Regions from separate parts of the Mus musculus genome. Here region 1 is linked to region 2. Evidence: chromatin loops called from intact Hi-C (ENCODE). Cell type or tissue: heart. All regions are shown on one strand. Region 1 overlaps Jdp2 (Jun dimerization protein 2). Region 2 holds the start of Gm32348 (a long non-coding RNA gene).

What was found. Peaks named below come from ENCODE experiments on the same cell type or tissue, not always from the same donor. Only the 100,000 strongest peaks of a DNase experiment are listed, where the experiment ranks them.
Region 1: a loop joins it to region 2, with 1.8 times the contacts of the local background. A loop is called at or near these places in 2 of 42 quality-filtered maps.

Annotation. Positions count from the first base shown.
Region 1 is chr12:85,629,070-85,631,569 of GRCm38, forward strand. The region is part of intron 2 of Jdp2 (Jun dimerization protein 2); the gene reads left to right. Among named protein-coding and RNA genes, the nearest start is that of Jdp2, 31 kb to the left of the region's middle. In heart, no CTCF peak of the experiment used is centred here; a DNase peak (open chromatin) is centred at 1,242; H3K27ac peaks cover 356 bases.
Region 2 is chr12:85,567,905-85,570,404 of GRCm38, forward strand. Gm32348 (a long non-coding RNA gene) reads left to right here and starts at 1,920. Exons shown (of 5, transcript XR_381785.3): 1 at 1,920-2,215. In heart, a CTCF peak has its summit at 1,305 (motif pointing right); a DNase peak (open chromatin) is centred at 2,126.

The DNA.
Region 1 (2,500 bases), 61 kb after region 2:
GCTCAGGGTGTGCATGGGTGGAGGAGTGGCTGGGGGCACTGCTGTGGCAGCTGCAGAATGGGGGGCTCTAGACCCAAATGCACACCCATAGGGTCTGAACAGACCTGGCAGTTATTAGTACCCTGCACCCCAAATCTAGATACTACCCTTAGTCGCTCTGTTTCTGGGGGAGACAGGTTCCAGACTTCCAGCTTCCTCTAGACAGGTAAGAGGAATCCTGGTGGAACGGGTTTCCTGAGTGCAGGGCAGAGGTCCCATAGATGCCAGTGCAGCTGCTGACATCTCTGTATAGGTGGCATCCATCCGGTCTCGCAGTTCTCTACAGTCTGGTATTCCATGACTTAGCTACCTATCTAGCAGGGAAGAGGTGGAATTCTGTAGTAGCTCAGGGGATTCTGTCAGGGACAGCAGAGGGGCCTTCCTAGAGGAGGTGACATTGACTCTTGAAGGATGAGAAGCAGTTTACCAAGTAGGAAAGGAGCGTCTTCTTGGCTGAGGTGGGGGAGGATGTGGCCTCCAGACTAGAAAGTATTGAAGGAAGGGTTTGATGGGCTCCGAGGGCGGATGGAACAGTTCAGTGACCTGGGTGTCAAACTGGCCTGGGTGACTTGTTAAACTGCAGCCACAGCCCCTGAATGTGTTACTCCCAGCCCTCTGGGCCCGGGCCTTGTGCAGGCGTTACCTGGTAAGAACCGGGATTGGGGGACAGGGGCTGTGTCTCACTGGCCTGCTTAGGGTAAGGCCCGGCAGGGGCAGGCTGCACCCATCACCACGGCAGTTTGTGGGCAGAGCCTCTTGGCAGAGGGGAGATTGCACTGCCAGCCACTTCCTCCGGTTCCTTCCCTTTGCCTGATGTCACGGTTACCTCGGCCTGCTCTGGGGTGAGGCCGAGGTCGGGCGGAATCAATGTCAGCCAGGTTTCTGTATCCCTGATGCAGGTCAGCCAGAGGAGCTGCCACTTCTGGTTCGGTTTCAAAGAAGGCTCGGGCATGGGAGGTGTCGGGTGTGGAGGCATCGATGAGGCACCTCTCCAGCAGCCTCCCAGAGGGCCAGTGTGGCTTAAGGAGGAGTCTTAAGGTGGTGTGGCGGGAGGAAGGAGGCTGTGCTGCCAAAATCAAAGGCCAGGGCGCTGGTGTGGGTCCTGGGCTCCTGACCATGCCAGAAGTGCACGGAGAGAGGATGCTGACTTTCCTGGCTGGTGTCCCTTTGGACTGAGACTTTGTCACAGGCTGTGGATTGCCAGAGTCACCCCTTAACCTTACCCCACTCAAGAAGTGACAGAATTGGCAAGCCCGGTGCAACATCCCAGCTCGTGGTCTCTGACTTGGAGCTGTCCCCAGCCCAGCTGGCCTCCCGAGGACTCCAGATTTCCCTGGTTGGCAAGGACAGCCCAAGGCACCCCAACAGAAAACCCTGAAGGAATGTGGCTCAGTTGGCAAAGAGCCTGCCTAGCATCAGGCCCTAGGTTCAATTAATAAATTGAGTGTGATAGTCTACAGTTATAATCTTAGCACTCGGGAAGTGGGGGAGGATGCTTATAAACTCAAGGTCATCTTTCACTACATAATGAGTTGGAGAACAGTCTTGGCTACTTGAGACCCTGCCTCAAAAAAAAAAATTTAGAAAGGTTGAAACTTATAAAACCTGAGTTCACAATCCAGCTCAGCCTGGCTTTGCAATGAATGTCTTTGTTGAATGAATGGCTGCAGATAACATGAACTTTTAAGCCTCAGATTTACTGCCTGCAAAATGGGACAGTAATAGATAGCACTTTCCCATGCGACTGGGTCTGGAGAATGGAGTGGTGTGTGTTGAAAGGATCTGTCAAGGTAAGCAGGAGGCAGCAGCTCTTGTTATTACGGACAGTGAGAACTTAGCAACTGCGGGGCAGGGTGGGTGGTGAGCTTTTACCCCTGCTGTGTTGTGGGTCTTGCTTTATGAGTCCTGAGTTCCTTTGAGAAGACAGGCTATCTTGCAGTCAGTCTCAGGAGATCCTGAGATGTGTCCATCCAGGTGAGAAGGCAGAGTCACTGTGACAGCCTGGGGAAATAGATCAGCAGTTTGGGGGACAGAGAGAAGGAGCCATACCGGTGGGAAGATGTGGTGAGGGTTGGAAACCCTAACAGAAGAGGTGGGGTGACAAGAGTCTGGGAGAAGTGGGTGCAGAATGAGAACCTGGGTCTCTGCCCAAGGTGTTTTTAAAGGAAGTGCCTGGGAGCTGCTGGCCTGGAAAAGAATCACACCCAGAGGGCTTGAGCAGGGCAAAGCAGGTTGCCCCACCCACTTGCAGGGAGCCGCCTGCCTCAGGGAGAGGACTGGCCTGGCTCCCAGCCCCAGATATTCTGGCTGAGCCAGGTGGCCCTGCCCTCAGGGGACACGGGCTCCTCCCCAGGATGCCCACCTGCTCCGAGGAGTATCCTGTGACCAGGAGACCTCTCCGACTCAGCAGTCACAGGTGTTTGCTGAGATGTGGGTGAGAAAGGGGGATCTGTCCCCCTGT
Region 2 (2,500 bases):
GGCAACCTCTCTCCCCTCTGTAATTGATCTGCCAACTTAGATATCAAGTCTGTTCAAATCACACATAAAGCCCGGGGGGGGGGGAGGAATGGGCCCAAAGAGAGAGCCTGGATGTTCTCCTGTAAGTGATATACATAAACATATGGCATTTATGACAGCCTTTTGGATTTTCATAGGACTTTAGGGAGGTTAATCTTTACCCTCGGATGTGTCAGGCTTAAAATAATCACAATTTACATTTATGAGCACTTCTGGGTTGGGAGAACGCATCTCATATGTTATTTTGCTCAGTCTGTCAGATGAAGGTAATGACTCTCAGACAGGAGGAGATGATGGTGGCTTCCCCTCACAGGCACCCGTGAGGTGGCCAGAGGGCTGAGTTCCACAGAGCCAAGGTGTGGCCATTTGCTTTTAAAAGAATCCTGCTTTGCCAGGTATTGTGACTCAGGCCTGTAATCTCCAGACTTATAGAAGCTGAGGGTTACAATTTATAGACAGGGCTTACTGACATAGTGAGGCAGCTGCCTCAAACCACACAGAATAAATAAGGAACAGCAAAAGTTTCAAAAGTTTGTGAATGTCTGCTGACAGGTGTGGGGGTGTGGGGATTAGTTTTGATCTCAGAATCACAATGACGGGTGTCTTCTCTTCACTCTGAGGTACTGGCAATCCTGTGATTATCCGTGCAGCATCTCGAACCTTGTTCTGTCTTCAGCTTAGAGAGTGGCTTCCTCCTGGCAATAGCAGGTTTACCCTTTGGCCTAGAGAGCTAAAGGCTCTCACCAATGAGTTGACCCCCAAGCTCCTGGTGGAGAAGATCGGGTGGGGACACCTCCATCCCCTGCTTGGTTGCCTTTCCTGCTCAGGGTTCCTCATGTAAACAGCCCACTCCTATCCACAGAGGAACCAGGGTCCTTGGAATCCCTGCTGTACCTACTTCCAGAGCTCACCTGGGTCCCTGTTCTGTCTCAGTGTAGCCCATAGGACACTGATCTCCACAGAGGGGACAGACTGAGTCCCCAGATAGCTTAGGCCCAGTAGGGTTTGAGAATGATTTAGTGTAGCCACTACTCAGTCTCTTCAGCAGCCGCTGCCACAGGTCAATGGAGAAAGCTTTTGTAGAGTTCTGCTGTTTTTTGTTTGTTTGGTTGGTTTTTTTGTTTTTGGTTTTTTTCAAGACAGGGTTTCTCTGTGTAGCCTTGGCTGTCCTGGAACTCACTCTGTAGACTGGGCTGGCCTCGAACTCAGAAATTCGCCTGCCTCTGCCTCCCAAGTGCTGGGATCAAAGGAGTGCACCACCACCGCCCGGCTGTTGCCGTCTTCAGACACGACAGAAGGGGGCATCAGATCTCATTATGGTCCTTGTGAGCCACCATGTGCTTGCTGGGATTTGAACTCAGGACCTTCGGAAGAGCAGTCAGTGCTCTTCATCGCTGAACCATCTCACCAGCCCTAGGATTAGTCTTGAGCCACTAAGGCCAGCTCTCTCTGATCACCATCAGGAGGCATGTCCTCACCTCTCACTAGGTTATCTACCTACCTGCCATCACACCTGAGCTCCAGATTCTGCCAGGCAAGATCTGCCGGGATGAAGGCTCGGTGGGGTGGCTGACAGCAAGTTGCAACTGCTAGGTTTCTGTCTGTGTGTTCAGCTCTGCCTGGTCCAGGAACTGTGTTCACCACTGGGCAGCTTCTGCTTCCTGTTGCTGCTCAGCTGGAGGTGAGCAGATCTCTCCTGCTCCTCCTTTGCCTGCCTTGCTGAGACAACTAGACATCGGTAGCATTCAGATCTCTAAGGATTGCAAGGCTCCACGGAGCTAGGATGCCCCGTTGCTGTTTATCTGTTTTCCTGACAGCTCTTGCCAGTACACTCGGGATCCTACTGCAGGGAGATGCAGTGTGTGCTCTTCCACAGTTCCCCAGAAGGACAGCCAGCATTCACACTGCTGATTCAGAACGCTGACTCAGCCACCTGCATGCCTATCCTAATCCCTAGCTGTTTGAGCAACTGGGTAAGGCAGGAGGTTGGCAATAAATAGAAATATTTGTTCAGCTTGGCTCGGATTCCACTTCCACTCACCGCCAGCTGTGTGACACTGGGTAAAGTTCCCTGTCACCTCGGGGTCTTGGTTCCACCTCTGTGGTTGGAGTCATTGTGTGGAAAGACTTTGGCATGGAGCAGATGAGGAAGTCGGTGGATGGCACAAAGTCAGAGGTAACGAGTGAGCACTGACTTGGCTGTCTGTCTGTCTGTCTCAACAGAATGACCCCAGGCATGTCCAACCGGCCCCCCTCAGGCTGCATGTGTCCCTGTGGTCTAACACACTTGTAGATGACAATGTCACAACTCAATGTCAAGAAGGCTGGACAGCCCTGGCACTCTGTAATTGATGCCACTTTAACCCTAGGGGTGGGGCAAACTGTCCCAGTGCAAACTAATCAGCAAAATCCTTCTCCTCTAAGGCTCACAAGTGACTCATTCTGACCTAAGAAACTGAAG